2 separate regions of the Homo sapiens genome follow, and region 2 is linked to region 1. The links are chromatin contacts, found by Hi-C or POLR2A ChIA-PET in ENCODE. All regions are on one chromosome and are shown on one strand. The core of a region is the stretch at or near the end of the contact, and the rest is flanking DNA. Distances in the headings are between cores, read along the strand shown.

What was found. Hi-C counts contacts between places; a loop is a spot of excess contacts on that map. ChIA-PET counts read pairs that join two places held with the same protein, here RNA polymerase II (POLR2A). Pooled maps may share reads with other maps.
Region 2: a pooled map shows a loop between it and region 1 (9-fold over the local background). The contact joins the promoter of DMWD here to the promoter of TRAPPC6A in region 1. A Hi-C loop is called at or near these places in 1 of 37 single-sample maps with no recorded cell type and 6 of 50 pooled maps. POLR2A ChIA-PET finds 5 or more read pairs at or near these places in 2 of 52 experiments (Caco-2 and activated CD8-positive, alpha-beta memory T cell).

The regions. Positions count from the first base shown.
Region 1 is chr19:45,176,884-45,184,754 of GRCh38, reverse strand. TRAPPC6A (trafficking protein particle complex subunit 6A) reads left to right here and starts at 6,518. Exons shown (of 6, transcript NM_001270891.2): 1 at 6,518-6,620. The coding sequence starts at 6,537. It overlaps BLOC1S3 (biogenesis of lysosomal organelles complex 1 subunit 3), which reads right to left and starts at 5,971. Exons shown (of 2, transcript NM_212550.5): 1 at 5,924-5,971; 2 at 2,955-5,467. The coding sequence starts at 5,458. The coding sequence ends at 4,850. RefSeq lists enhancers at 3,757-4,258, 4,684-5,184, 5,725-6,044, 6,115-6,184, 6,197-7,140 and silencers at 5,065-5,374, 6,545-6,764.
Region 2 is chr19:45,789,309-45,797,179 of GRCh38, reverse strand. DMWD (DM1 locus, WD repeat containing) reads left to right here and starts at 4,335. Exons shown (of 5, transcript NM_004943.2): 1 at 4,335-4,864; 2 at 6,093-6,275. The coding sequence starts at 4,424. RSPH6A (radial spoke head 6 homolog A) reads left to right here. Exons shown (of 6, transcript NM_030785.4): 6 at 1,074-1,467. The coding sequence ends at 1,311. RefSeq lists a silencer at 4,207-4,686 and enhancers at 5,835-5,884, 5,905-5,964.

The DNA of each region.
Region 1 (7,871 bases), core at 5,269-7,768:
CTAATTTTTTGTATTTTTAGTACAGATGGGGTTTCACCATGTTAGCCAGGATGGTCTTGATCTCCTGACCTCGTGATCCACCAACCTCGGCCTCCCAAAGTGCTGGGATTACAGGCGTGAGCCACCACGCCCGGCCCCTTTTTTATTTTGAGACAAGGTCTCACTCTGTTGCCCAGGCTCGAGTGCAATGGCACAATCATGGCTCACTGCAGCCTCGACCTCCTGGGCTCAAGTGATTCTTCCATCTCAGCCTCACGAGTAGCTGGGACCACAGGCGCACACCACCACGCTCAGCTAGTTTTTGTATTTTTTGTAGAGATGGGGTCTCGCTATATTGCCCAGGCTGGTCTCAAACTCCTGGGCTCAATCAGTGCTTTCACCTTGGCTTCCCAAATTGCTGGGATTACAGGTGTAAGCCACCATGCACTGCCACTTCCCCATTTCTTACCATCCCACCCCTTCACTCAACATTGCAAAGAGGATGGTCTCTGGCTCTCCTTCCACACCCTCTTGTACCCTCTCCAATCAGATTCCCATCCCTGCCATGCCAAGGTGGGAAGATCCATTGAGGCCAGGAGTTCAAGACCAGCCTGTGCAAAATAGTGAGACCCCACCGAAAGAAAGGAAGGAAGGAAGGAGGGAGGGAAAAAGAAAGAAAGGGGCTGAAAGCCAGGCCTGGCTAGTGAGCTGGAGTTTAAGGAGTGAGGGAAGCTCTGTGCTCCAGGGCTGGAAGTCCACCATGAGACCACTAAGCTGCCACTCTCCCAGGCAGCTCAGCTCCTCAGGGACTCTCGCTAAACTCATTGAAAAGGGAAGTCCTGACCAGGTGTGGTGGCTCATGCCTGTAATCCCAGCACTTTGGGAGGCAGAGGCAGGCAGATCACAAGGTCAGGAGTTTGAGACCAGCCTGGCCAATATGGTGAAACCTCATCTCTACTAAAAAGAAAAAAAAATAGAAAAACTAGCTGGGCATGGTGGCACGTGCCTATAATCCCAGCTACTCAGGAGGCTGAAGCAGGAGAATTGCTTAAACCTGGGAGGTGGAGGTTGCAGTGAGCTGAGATCTCGCCACTGCACTCCAGCCTGAACGACAGAGTGAGACTCCATATCAAAAAAAAAAAAAAAAAAAAAGAAAAGAAAAGAAAAAGAAAAGGGAAGTTCTGGGAGATCATCCTCTTTGAATTGTGATCCACTCGCCCTAGGTGTGGAAGGGGAGCTGGAGGGAGTGCTCAGGAGGGAGGAGATGCTGGTTGATCCGCACCTACTTTTTTTTTTTTTTGAGACAGAGTCTTGCTCTGTCCCCTGGGCTGGAGTGCAGTGGCGCAATCTTGGCTCACTGCAACTGCTGCCTCCCGGGTTCAAGCGATTCTCCTGCCTCAGCCTCCTGAGTAGCTGGGATTACAGGCATGTGCCACCATGCCTAATTTTTATATTTTCAGTAGAGACAGGGTTTCACCACGTTGGCCAGGCTGGTCTCGAACTCCTGACTTCAGGTGATCTGCCTGCCTCGACCTCCCAAAGTGCTGGAATTACAGGCGTGAGCCACTGCGCACAGCCAATAATACAATTTTTTTAAAGCTCACCTTTATCTGGCCCCTTCTGGTACTGCACTCAGCACCCCCCTGCCCCACAACCACCCCACACTTCTCCATTCTAGGTGGAGAGCAGAAATCATCTTCTTCTGTTAAACAGGTTATGGTCCCTTTCCCTTCTGCCTCAGGGCCCTCGCATATGCTGTTCTCCCTGTCTGCAACTCTTCACCCTACTCCCATTTCACCTACTTCCACCTTCCGGGCTCAGCTCCAGCACCACTCATCACTTCCTCTCTCCCGCCCAGATTAGGTCAGGTGGATCCCGCTCCACCTTCATAAAGCTCCTTTACTTCTTCATGGCTCTAATCATGGTGCCAAGAAAATTGTATCTAAATTATAAATTATGGCTGGGTGCAGTGGCTCATGCCTGTAATCCTAGCCCTTTGGGAGGTCAAGACAGGAGAATCCCTTGAGCTCAGAAGTTCAAGACCAACTTGGGCAACATTGTGAGAGCTCGTCTCTATTTTATTTTTTAAAATTAATTATTTTTTATTTATTTTTGAGATGGAGTCTCACTCTCACCCAGGATGGAGTGCAGTGGCATGATCTCAGCTCACTGTAACCTCCACCTCCTGGGCTCAAGCGATTCTCCTGCCTCAGCCTCCCGAGTAGCTGGGATTACAGGCATGTGCCACCACGCCTGGCTAATGTATTTTTAGTGGAGATAGAGTTTCACCATGTTGGCCAGGCTGGTCTAGAACTCCTGACCTCAGGTGATCTGCCTACCTCGATCTCCCAAAGTGCTGGGATTAAAGACATGCGTAACTGCGCCTGGCCTATTTATTTTTGAGACAGAGTCCTGCTCTGTCGCTCGGGCTGGAGTGCAGTGGCACGATCTTGGGTCACTTCAACCTCTGCCTCCAGGGTTCAAGCGATTCTCATGCCCCAGCTCCCTGAGTAGCTGGAATTACTAGCACGTGCCTCGGCCTCCCAAAGTGCTAGGATTACAGGCGTGATACATCGCCCAAAATTTTTGTATTTTTAATAACTACAGGGTTTCACCATGTTGGCCAGGCTATCATCTCTATTTTTAAAAATTAAACTATAAATTATGATTACTAGAACTATCTATGAGAACATCTTATTACTGTTTCTCCCACTGGACTGCGACCTCTGTGAGGGCAGGGACTGGGTGCTATACCCCTAGCCGCAGCACAGGTCAGGTACCCAAAACGTGTGTGTTGAATTAATAAAATACGAGTAAATACAGAACCAGGGCAAAAATCTAGGGCCCCTGATTTCCCAACTACAGCTTCACCTTCCATAAGCCAGGCATGGAGGTCTCGGGACCCCCATTCTCAGAGAAATCAACCAACTCACCCTTAGCTTAGATAGGGAAACAAAAGGAACTAACCATAAGGGTAAATGCTTAAGAGTTTTAATCAGTCCGCCATAAAAAGCTCCTCCCCATTCTCCATCTTGGGGGCTCAGATCTTGGCTTCGGGTTGAGATGAGGGACAGGGATATCAGGCTGGGAGAGGAGAGTAAATATGAATGCGGCTGAGGGACCAGAGCTGGGATCGGAAGAAAACACAGGTGAAAAGGAGCAGAAAGAGACTGCTAACCCCAGTCCCTGAGCCAAGTCAGAAATCCAAGTCCTTTTATAGCATCCAGGAGCCAAATGTAGTGAAATCCACACATCATATCGTTCTTATCTGCAAAGTGCTGTCATCTGGCGCTGAAAGCACCAGGACTGGGCTGAATTGGGCCCGAAGTGCCTGAAGGGTGTCACTTTAGGTCTGGAGAGTCAAGAGGAGACGCCACCTTGGCCTACAGAGTTGAGAGCGAGCATCATCTTGGCCTGGAGGGGTGTGCAGGAAATGCCACCTTGGTCCAGGGAGTTGGGAGGAAGATCCCCTGCCTTGGGTTAAGAGGGGCCATCATTTTGGGCCTGCAGAAGGAAGGAAACCATGGGGAGTCCCCAGACCCCAGGATCAGGGAGGTGTAAGTAGGATGGAGACAGTAAAAGAAAGCAAAACCTATCCCACGACACTGCTGGACTTGGGAAACAGAAATCAGGCTGAGAGGGCGGGGCTAAGCTCAAAGGGGAGGAGGCAGGAGGCAGATGGGAGAACAAAAAGTAGAACCAGCACACGGAACCAGGGCCAAGCTTGGGCAGCAGAACAAGGACCCAGCTGGCTAGGCGCAGTGGCCCACGCCTGTAATCCCAGCATTTTAGGAGGTGAGGCGGGTGGATCACCTGAGGCCAGGAGTTCGAGACCAGCCTGGCCAACAAGGTGAAACCTCATCTCTACTAAAAATATAAAAAGTAGCCAGGCGTGGTGGTGCATGCCTGTAATCCTAGCTACTCGGGAGGCTGAGGCAGGAGAATCGCTTGAACTCGGGAGGTGGAGGTGGCAGTGAGCCGAGATCACGCCACTGTACTCCAGCCTGGGAGACACAGTGAGACCCTGTCTCTAAAAACAAAACAAGGACCCAGCCTAGGGTGAAGGCAGTTCTGGAAGTGGAGCTAGGATGGGAGGCGTAGCCAACTGAGTGAAGGAAGACGGCAGGGAAGCTGTGCCACATCCTGGGTTCTTGTGGGAAGAACGGGAACAAGCTCCCCACCATAAGCAGAAACCAAACTCAGAAAGGCAGAGCAGAGCCCAGTGTGTGGTGGCTCACACCTGTAACCCCAGCACTTTGGGACGCCACAGTGGGAGGATTGCTTGAGCCCGGGAGTTTGAGACAAGCCTGGGCAACATAGTGAGACCTTCTCCCCTCTTCAAACCGACAGAAAAAAATTAACCGGGCAGCTGGACGTGGTGGTGCAGGTCTGCAGTCCCAGCTACTCTTGAAGGCTGAGCTGGGAGGATCACTTGAGCCCAGGAGGTCGAGGTTGCAGTGAGCAGTAATCCCGCCACTGCACTCTAGCCTGGGTGACAGATAAACACCCTGTCTCCAAAAAAAAAAAAAAAAAAAAAAAATTGGTGAGCCCCCAGGGTGGAAACAGATTAAGGAGCAACTATGTAACAAAGGCTGGAGCCAAGCCCCAGGGGAAGGCTCAGAACCAGGCGGCAGGGTCAGGATCGGGAGAGGAACCAGATCTAAGGATAGTGGGGCCCTGGTCTCCGCAGTAGGGGTTGAACTATATCCAATATAAAGCATTATCCAAGGGGACCGGATTAGCCCCCATGGGTGACACCAAGATGGGAGCGGGGGTGGGGGGTGATAAGAGACACAGGAGACAGAGTCAGGTCCCAGAGGCAGCAAGGCCTACCCCCAAATTGCAGTCAGGTTGGGAAGTAGAATCATGGCTAGGCCCGCGGCCCCGGGTCTTTCTCAGGCTCGGTCCCTGGCACGCCGCGGATGTCCGGCAGCAGGCGGCAGCCAGCCACGATGTCCAGACGCTCGGCCAGCGCACAAAGGTCCCCGCGCGCCAGGCGCACGCTGTGGGCCGCCGCCAGCCCCGCCGCCTGGGCTGCCGCCAGCCTACTAGCCAGGGCGGCCACGTCGCGGCCTGCACGGCGGTAGACACCGCTCACGGCGGCCGCCACGTCGTGGTCCAGCCGCGCCTGGCTCTCCGCCAGCCGAAGTTGCAGGAGCGAGCGCGCGGGGGCGGGCGCCGGGGCCTCCTCCGTGCCCCAGGCCTCCTCCGCCGATTCCCGCTGCACCACGAGTGGAGGCAGGTCCCTCGGCGCGGCCGTCGGTTCCGGCTCCGGCTCCGGCTCCGAGTCGGTCTCCGCGGCTTCCCCAGCCACCCGCAGCCCCGTGGGGCGGCCGCGCGTCGGGCCCGAAGGACCCAGGTACAGCTCCTCCTCCTCCGACGAGGACGCAGAGCGCTCGGAATCCGTCTCGGTCGCCTCCCCCGGCACCACCGTCTCCGGCCTCCGCAGGGGCCTCCGCCGACGACCCTGGGACGCCATGGCACCGAACTAGGGGAGAAGAGCGAAGGGACTGCACGTGAGACCGGCGCCGCGGTGGGTAAAAGGCGCAGGTCCTGGATTCCCAGCCCCTTCGCTGATTCTCTTAACGACTTGGTGTCAGCTGCTCCCCGTCTGGGCCTCAGTTTCCTCTTCTGTAAACTGGGTGATGATGGGGGTTACTGGACCCCAGGCTCTTCAGCGTACAGATGGGGAAACTGAAGACCAGCTCGAACAAGGATCTGGGGCCCGAGTTCCCGGAGTCCCAAGCCGAGGTCTTTACGAATTTGCCTCCTAGTAGAGGCCACACCCTCCACCTGGTCCACCATGCCAATCTCAGACCCGGAAGCACACGGGCCCGTGAGCTGCTCGGGACCAGCGCCAGAGTCGCAGAAAGGATGACAGTCCGACTGGACTCTGCTGGGGGCACTCATGGGATGGGAGAAGCGCTAACGCCAAAGACCGTACCCGGCAGCTGACGCTCGGAGCTTGCGAGATCCGCTTCCTAACCCGAGTGCTGCGTTCTCACCGTGGCAGCTGAAGGGCTGTGATTTCAACCAATAGGGGAGCGGGTTGGGCGGGCATTAGCGGCCAAGTCACGTGGATTCGCCCGGCTACCAATCAGGAAGCAAGTTCTCAGCATCAGCTTTGAGTGAGCGTGCAGAAGAGTCACATGAATGGAGGAACCGCCAATAGAGAAACAGCTGGGCCGGCTCTTCCAGGTTGTGCGACGAGGAAAGTCTGGAGTGGACCAATAGGGATTTTAAAAGCCGAGTATGTCACGTGTAACCAGTAATTTGGCCAATAGGAATGCTCGAGAACCCGGAAATAGGGAAGGGACGGCAGTAAGAGCAGAAGATGTTGCCACATGTGGCCAGAGAAGGCGTAGGCCCGCCCCCTAGTGTCCCAGGCTCACGCGCACACCACCTGAGTCCGGGGCGGGGAGGCGGGGCTAGTCTAAAACACCAATGGAAGCCGGAGTAGGAGGGCTCGCGCCATGACGCAAGAGGCGTGGCTTACCAAGCCTGGCCAATGAGAGCTGGAAGCGCTGGGCGCATCTTTAGGCGTGCGAGGAGGGGGCATGGCGGATACTGTGTTGTTTGAGTTTCTTCACACGGAGATGGTGGCTGAGCTGTGGGCTCACGACCCCGACCCCGGCCCGGGGGTGAGCGCCGGGCTCCGTGGGGAGGAAGCGGGGGCCACCAAGGTAACGCCTCTGGGAGAGCGGAGGGCGCGTCAGGCGTCCGGGTTCGAACCCGGCCCAGCCCCGGCCTTGCAGGGCAACGTCTGGCCCTGGCTTCCTCCTTTGGAAAGTGGCGTTCGCGACGGTGCCGGCTCGGGGTTATTGCTAAATTGAGCGCGATGATTCAGGGTAAAGCACTTAGCTCAAGGCCTGAGTAAGCGGCTAGTAATCATAATAATGCTGTTATTGGGCGTGTGCTGAGGACTCGCCTCCCCCACTTACTAGGTGTGCGACCCAATGACTTAATCTTTGTGTGTCCTAGTTTTCTCTTTTGTAAAATGAGTATCATAACGTACCTAAGCCTCAGCGTGGGACATTTATTTATTCGACACCCACTTATTGAGCGTCTGTTGTATTCCAGGCACCGTTCTAAGACAGAATCCCTTCCTTGTGAAGCTTACATTTCACTAGGGGAGTCAAATAATAAAATGAAATATGCCGGCTGGGCGCTGTAGCTCCCAGCACTTTGGGAGGCCGAGGCCGTCGGATCACCTGAGGTCAGGAGTTCAAGACCAGCCTGGCCATGGTGAAACCCCGTGTCTACAAAAATTAGCCGAGCATGATGGCGGGTACCTGTAATCCCAGCTACTCGGGAGGCTGAGACAGGAGAATGGCTTGAACCTGGGAGGCGGAGGTTGCAGTGAGCCAAGATTGTGCCATTGCACTCCAGCCTAGGCGACAGAGCGAGACTTGTCTCAGGAAAAAAAAAAAAGAGATAATGGGGTTTTGCCATGTTGCCTAGGCTGGTCTTGAACCCCTAGGCTCAAGTGATTCTCCCGCCTGGGCCTCCCAAAGTGCTAGGATTACAGGCGTGAACTACCGTGACTGGCCCGGGACTGTGTGTGTGTGTGTGTGTGTGTGTGTGCGCGCACGCGCATCCTGCTCGGTCGCCCAGGCTGGCTGGAGTGCAGTGATGCAGTCATGGCTCACTGCTGCCTCGACCTCCTGGGCTCAAGCGATCATCCCACTTCTCAGCCTCCCAAGTAGCTGGGACCACAAGCGCTGCTGGCGCCACCACACCTGGCTAATTTTTTGTATTATTATTATTTTTTTTAGTAGAGACGGGTTTTCACTGTTAGCCAGGATGGTCTCCATCTTCTGACCTCGTGATCTGCCCATCTTGGCCTCCCAAAGTGCTAGGATTACAGGCGTGAGCCACTGCACCCGGCCAAT
Region 2 (7,871 bases), core at 3,086-5,585, 610 kb before region 1:
TGGTCTCGATCTCCTGACCTTGTGATCCGCCCGCCTCGGCCTCCCAAAGTGCTGGGATTGCAGGCGTGAGCCACTGCGTCCAGCCTAGTTACTTATTTCTTGATTTATTTTGAGATACGTTCTCACTCTGTCACTCAGGCTGGAGTGCAGTGGCATGATCACAACTTACTGCAGCCTCAAACTCCTGGGCTCCGGCAATCCTCCCCCCTCAGCCTCCCCAGTAGCTGGAACCACAGGTACGTGCTACTGCAACTGGCTAATTTTTAAACTTTGGGAGGTGGAGGCGGCAGATCACTTGATGTCAGGAGTTCAAGACCAGCCTGGCCAACATGATGAAACCCCCTCTCTACTAAAAATACAAAAATTAGGCCAGGCATGGTGGCTCATGCCTGTGATCCCAGCACTTTGGGAGGCTGAGGCAGGCAGATCACTTGAGGTCAGGAGTTTGAGACCAGCCTGGCTAACATGGTGAAACCCCGTCTCTACTAAAAATATAAAAATTAGCTGGGCGAGGTGGTGTGTGCCTGTAGTCCCAGCTACTTGGGAAGCTGAGGTGGGAGAATCACTTGAACCCAGGAGGCAGATTTTGCAGTGAACCCAGGAGGTGGAGTTTGCATCCAGCCTGGGTAATACAGAGGAACCCAGTGAGCACATTTCACCCTGCCATCCACAACTTTGCAGTCATGCTATGCACATGCTGGGTCCTACCCTTAAAGAAAGTCAAGGCTGGCCAGGTGCGGTGGCTCACGTCTGTAATCCCAGCACTTTGGGAGGCCGAGGCGGGCAGATCATGAGGTCAGGAGTTCCAGACCACACTGGCCAACATGGTGAAACCCCATCTCTACCAAAAATACAAAAATTAGCTGGGCGTAGTGACGCGTGCCTGTAGTCCCAGCTACATGGGAGGCTGAGGCAGGAGAATCGCTTGAACCTGGGAGGCAGAGGTTGCAGTAAGTCGAGATCACACCACTGCACTAGGCAACAGAGTAAGACTCCATCTCAAAAAAAAAAAAAAAAAAGTCAAGTCTGGGGCCTTTGAGGGAGAATTTCACAGTGTCTCACTGCTTCTCCAGAAAGTTTGAGAACATCTACATCGGCTGGGGTCACAAGTACAGCCCCGAGAGCTTCAACCCGGCCCTGCCAGCCCCCATTCAACAAGAGTACCCCAGTGGCCCAGAGATCATGGAGATGAGTGACCCCACAGTGGAAGAGGAGCAGGCTCTGAAAGCAGCCCAGGAACAAGCCCTGGGAGCCACAGAGGAGGAGGAGGAGGGCGAGGAGGAGGAGGAGGGCGAGGAGACAGATGACTGAGGCCCACCCTCTAGCCACTTTCCCCAAGCAGGTAGATAGCAAATTTCCCCTTAGAGGTAGTTAGCATGGATTATATTTTCACTATGTGCTTCCTGTCCCCAGAGGGCAGGGATAGAAAAGGAAGGCAACTGCTTCAAATAAAATTCCTCCACGGCATTATGGATGAGCCATTCATTCATTTGTTCACCACCTCTGTTGACATGGACTCCAAGCCAGGGCTGTTGGGCCCTGCAGAGAGCACAGACATTGCCTGGCAGAGTCTCTCCCACCTGTTTGGTTTTTGTTGTTGTTGTTTGAGACAGGGTCTCATTCTGTCACCCAGGTTAGAGTACAGTGGCACAATCTCAGCTCCCTGCAGCCTTGACCTCCTGGGCTCAAGCAGTCCTCCCATCTCAGCCTCCGGAGTAGCTGAGACCGCAGGTGCACATCACCACATACACTAATTTTTGTATTTTTTGTAGAGACAGGGTCCTGAGTAACTAGGACTGCAGGCACAGCCCACCATGCCCAGCTAAATTTTTTCAATTTTTCAGAGTCTCACTATGAGATGGGGTTTATGTTGCCCAAGCTGGTCTTGAACTCCTGGCATCAAGCGATCTGCCTGTCTTGGCCTCCCAAAGTGTTAGGATACAGCTGTGAGCCACCGCGACCAGCCCCACCTGTTTTATTTATTCATTTACCTAGCCATCAAACCATTATTGAAATACCTCCTGTCAGCCCACCCCTGTGCTGGGGACACAGACAGCTGCAGTCCTGCCTTCCTGGACCTCACAACACTATAGGGAGAGAGACTCATTTCCAGACAGTGACAGCCCAAATGGGGAAGCCCAGAGGACTGACAGAGCTCCCGAGCCAACTCTTAAAGGGTCAAGAAAAGAATGGGGAAAGGCATTCCAAGAATAGGGAACAGAATGTGCAAAGACCCAAGGACAAGAGAGAGTGTGATATGTTGGGGTAGTTTTTCAAGCCTCATTTTAGGTGGTGGATAGTGTGAGGAGTTAGTGGTGAGATATGAGATTGAAAAGAGGTTGGCAGGGGCCAGATCACTTGGGGCTTAACTTTCCCCTGAGAGCACTAGGGAGCTACAGATGGGTTTTGAGCAGGGGAGGGCCCTGATCATATTCATGCTTTAGAAAGACCTCTCTAGGCCTAGTGCAGTGGGTCACACATGTAATCCCAGCACTTAGGGAGGCCAAGGTTGGCGGATCACCTGAGGTCAGGAGTTTGAGACCAGCATGCCCAACATGGTGAAACCCCGTCTCTACTAAAACTACAAAAAAGTAGCTGGGTGTGGTGGCAGGTGCCTGTAATCCCAGCCACTCAGGAGGCTAAGGCAGGAGAATCACTTGAACCCAGGAGGCAGAGGTTGCAGTGAGCCAAAATCGTCCCATTGCACTCCAGCCCACGTGACAAGAGCGAGACTCTGTCTCAAAAAAAAAAAAAAAAAAAAAAAAAGCCGGGTGCAGTGGCTCATGCCTGTACTCCCAGCACTTTGGGAGGCCGAGGTGGGTGGATCACCTGAGGTCAGGAGTTCGAGACCAGACTGGCCAACATGGTGAAACCCCGTCTCTGAGCCGAGATGGAGCCATTGCACTCCAGCCTGGGTGACAGGGTGAGACTGTCTCAAAAAAAACAAAAACAAAAACAAAATAAAACCTCTCTACATGCCAAGTGAAAGGTGGAAGTGGGGGTGAGACAGAAATCTGGGAGACCAAGAGACACGGTTGATGTGGGGGTGGGGGAAGGGCTTGGGTAGAGGAGAAGCTTGGATCAGGGAGAACAAGGAACTGAGAAAGAGGAATTCCACGTGGTCGAATGCAAAAGACTTGGAGGCTGTAAGCGGGGGCAGAGTGAAGATAAATGGTACACATCTAGGAAGACACCCAGGTCTGTGGCCTGGTTGACTGAGTGGACGGCAGAGCTAGCCCTAAGGTGGGGATGCAAGAGAGGTGGAGGATTTGGTGTAAGACGTCAATTTCATTGTAGGATTCTTTTTTCTTTCTTTTTTTTTTTTTTTTAGAGAGACTGAGTCTGACTCTGTCCCCCAGGCTTTAGTGCAGTGATGTGAATTCATAGCAGTCTTGATCTCCTGGGCTCAAACGATCCTCCCACCTCAGCCTCCCAAAGTGCTGGGATTCTCGGATTCCAGGCATGAGCCACCATGCCCGAACCATTGTAGGATTTTTTTTTTTAAGTGTGAGATGCCCTTGGGACACTCTAGGGAGAAATCGTAGAGGCCATTGACTACATGAGACTAGAAAGATCTATGATGGGGCTGGGTGGCTTCAGCAGACATGGGGAGCACTGGCTATGAGTAGGAGCTGTTGGGATCAGGGGGAGACTTTGGGTTACGAGTGGATCACTGGGACACTGGGGCACCGTGGGGATCAATACAATTTGGGAATCAGAGGTAGGTTTTGGAGGACAAGTGAGGTTGTTGAAAATAAGAAAATCATGGAAATATACATTGGAGGTTGGTGGAAAATATGAAGGATGTTTGGAGTTAGCATTAATCAATAGTGGGTCAGAGGAAGTCCTCTGAGTTGTGTGGGGACACAGGGATTTGGTGGGTCACCAAGGGTGGGGAAGAATGGTAGCAGATGCTGTGGTCATTCAGGGATTTGAATATGTCAGTGGGAAACACTGGAGGTCAGGGGAGTGTATATTGGGCGTCTAAGGAGAGACCAGGGTCACTTGGGGTTGGCTGTGACTTCATGGGAAGGCTGGACTATGGATGAGGGCTTCTTTGTCGTGGGGGAAAAAAAAAAAAAAATCCCTCCGTTGCTAGGCAAACGTTCCCAGGGCGCGGTTGCTAAGGACTTGAGCTTTCTAACTGGCCACGCCTCTTTCCATTGCGGGCTCCGCCCCCGCAGCCAACCACAAGTCGGTCACAGGCTCAAAGGCCGCGCCCACCTTCTCGCCCCGCCCACAGTCCCAGCACCGTTACCCGAGCGACCGCGGGGATTCGTCCCGCCTCCGGATCTGGGTGCCAATCGAAGAGGCGTTGCCCGGGCGACGACCCCACCTTTTCCGGCGCGGGCCAGCGGCTTCCGGGAGGGGGCCCGGCTGCGGGCGGCAGTCCGGCAGTGGCGGGGCCCGGGGGGCGCCCAAGATGGCGGCGGGCGGCGCGGAGGGCGGCTCGGGCCCCGGCGCCGCCATGGGGGACTGCGCGGAGATTAAGTCGCAATTCCGCACGCGCGAGGGTTTCTACAAGCTACTCCCGGGCGACGGCGCCGCTCGCAGGTCGGGTCCGGCTTCCGCCCAGACTCCGGTGCCGCCTCAGCCACCGCAGCCCCCGCCCGGCCCTGCCTCCGCCTCCGGTCCCGGCGCTGCAGGCCCCGCGTCGTCCCCGCCGCCCGCAGGCCCCGGACCCGGGCCCGCCCTGCCCGCCGTGCGCCTCAGCCTCGTGCGCCTCGGGGAGCCGGACAGCGCCGGGGCCGGGGAGCCGCCCGCCACGCCCGCGGGGCTGGGCTCGGGGGGAGACCGCGTCTGCTTCAACTTGGGCCGTGAGCTCTATTTCTACCCAGGCTGCTGTCGTCGTGGGAGCCAACGGGTGAGCGGCCTGCATCGTGGGGCCCTGGGTGCTGAAAGGATGGAGGTTCCAGAGAACTGATAGGAGGGTCCCCGAATTGATATGGGGCCCTGAGATAGGCATTCTAAATGTGATGGACGTTGTAGGGCGACAGCATTGGAGGGAGTACAGGATTCTGAAATGTGATGAGAGGCCCGCGGGGTGCTGGGCAGGCATCTTGGAGGTGATGGGGGAAATCCCCTTTACCCCCGTTATGCGTAGGAGTTCTGGGATGGTGACTATTGGACATGATGGGGTATCTGAGATGAGGTGGGATCCCCCGGGTTCTGGGGTGGCAGGCATTCTGCAGGTAATGGGGAATCATGAGGTGATGCAAGCCCAGAGGTGATGGAGAACCCAGTATTGCAGCCTGGAGGTGTGGGAGAGGGGTCTTGAGATTGAGCCCAGGAATGAGGAGAAGTCTAGAAGTGATGGGGGCCTTGAAGGTGATAGGGGATCCAGAAGCTGAATGGGATTCTAGAGAAAATTGGGGTCTGGAAGTCATGAGGGTCCTGGAGGAGATGAGCGTCCGGAAGCTGATGGGAGCTCTCAAGGGAATGAGAGGCCCTGGCAGGGGAATCTGCAGGTGTGATTCAGGACATCTCTAAAGCGATGTGGTGAGAACCCTGGCCGTTTATGGTGATCCCAGAAATGATGGGGATCCTTCGGAGCCCCTAGGTAATAAATGGGCCTAAAATGTGGGAGACCGTGAGGTTTGACGGGTCCCAGAACTGTGGCGGTTTAGGGACTACAAAGTGAAGAGAATGCTAGGATGTTAGGCTTTAGAGTCCTGGAAATTTGGGTGACCTCAAGGTTTGGGGGTCTTGGAATAGTGTGGTACTAGGTCCCAAGGGAGTTGCTGAGGTTATAGGATGGAGTGGTGAGGCTAAAAGGAATCGGAGCTTAGGAACTGTGTGGACCCAGAACCCTGATTATGTGGACAAGGGTGTCTCTGAATTAGAGGTGACCCAACTTTGGGGAGGCACTGTGGTCAAGGGGGATCCTTACCATCTTTTTTGCTACTCTTGTCTGTGATTTGGGTCCCCTTCCCGTCTGTGGTTGCCCCGTCCTTCGCAATCCACCTACTCACCTCCCCACTTCCCTCTGGGTTCTAACCCTGCTTCCTCTTAGTGGTTTCCCCCAACCTCAACATCCTCTTCCTTCTCCTCAGTGGCATACACCATTAACTCCTTTTCTCCCACCCCTCAAGTCCATTGACCTCAACAAGCCAATTGACAAGCGGATCTACAAGGGCACCCAGCCCACCTGCCACGATTTCAACCAGTTCACTGCTGCCACCGAGACCATCTCGCTGCTGGTGGGCTTCTCAGCGGGTCAAGTGCAGTACCTGGATCTCATCAAAAAGGACACCAGCAAGCTGTTCAATGAGGAGGTGATTGCAGCCCCCAGAGCCCCCAACTTCTCTGCCTTCTCACCTACCCACTATATGCCATTAGGATGCAGCTGCCTGCGGAACAGTGTAGGCCTGAGAGGGGCAGGACCAGGGAGAGATGGAGAATGGGGTGACAGCAGCTAATGACAGCTGCCTTTACTGTACCCAGGCCCTGTGCTGTGTTACCCTTGTGCTGAATACTTTACTCCTTGGGTTTTCTTTCTTTCTTTCTTTCTTTTATTTATTTATTTTGAGATGGAGTCTCACCCTGTCACCCAGGCTGGAGTGCAGTGGCGCGATCTCTGCTCACTGCAAGATCCACCTCCCGGGTTCATGCCATTCTCCTGCCTCAGCCTCCTGAGTAGCTGGGACTTCAGGCACCTGCTGCCACGCCCGCCTAATTTATTGTAGTTTTAGTGGAGATGGGGTTTCACCGTGTTAGTCAGGATGGTCTCGATCTCCTGACCTCGTGATCTGCCCACCTCGGCCTCCCAAAGTGGTGGGATTACAGGTGTGAGCCACCATGCCCGGTTCTTTTTTTTTTTTTTAATTGTAATTGTAATTTTTATTGTTTTTAATTTTTTTTTTCTTTTTAAGGCGGAGTCTCACTCTGTCGCCCAGGCTGGAGTGCAGTGGTACAATCTCGGGTCACTGCAACCTCCGCCTCCCAGGTTCAAGCAATTCTCCTGCCTCAGCCTCCTGAGTAGCTGGGACTACAGGTGCGCACTATCATACCTGGCTAATTTTTTTTTTTGAGATGGAGTCTCGCTCTGTCGCCCAGGCTGGAGTGCAGTGGCGCGATCTCGGCTCACTGCAACCTCTGCCTCCCGGGTTCACGCCATTCTTCTGTCTCAGCCTCCCCAGCAGCTGGGACTACAGGCGCCCAGCACCACGCCCAGCTAATTTTTTTGTATTTTTAGTAGAGACGGGATTTCACCGTGTTAGTCAGGATAGTCTCGATCTCCTGACCTCGTGATCTGCCCGCCTCGGCCTCCCAAAGTGCTGGAATTAAAGGCGTGAGCCACCACACCCGGCCAATTTTTGTATTTTTGGTAGAGATGGGGTTTCACCATGTTGGCCAGGCTGGTCTCAAACACCTGACCTTGTGATCCGCCCACCTCGGCCTCCCGAAGTGCTGGGATTACAGGCATGAGCCACCGCGCCCGGCCATTCTTTGAGTTTTCATCAACCAGTGGATACAGAAGTGTGCTGCCCATTTTGCAGATTAGAGAATTGAGGCTAGTAAATAAGTCGGGACTTAGTTGATGCCCTTGCTCTTTGAGTTCTGGGCTCTGGAGGCTTTGGATTCAAAGCCCTGCTGCACCATTTACTCATCATGTGACTTTGGGAAGGTGACCATTCTCTGAGCCTCACTTCTCCTCCTCTGCAAAATGGGATTCCAGTTCCTACCTTGCAGGACCGCTGTTGTAGAATCATACATGGAGATTGCTCAGTCCTGGGCCAACTTGGCCTACGAGGAGATACCAGTAAACGACCTTATCCGCGGGCAGGGACTGCTCTTGGCTTCTGTCTCATTCTCTCTGGTCCAGAGGAGGTGTTCCATAAATATTCTCAGAATGAGTGAATGGCTGAAGG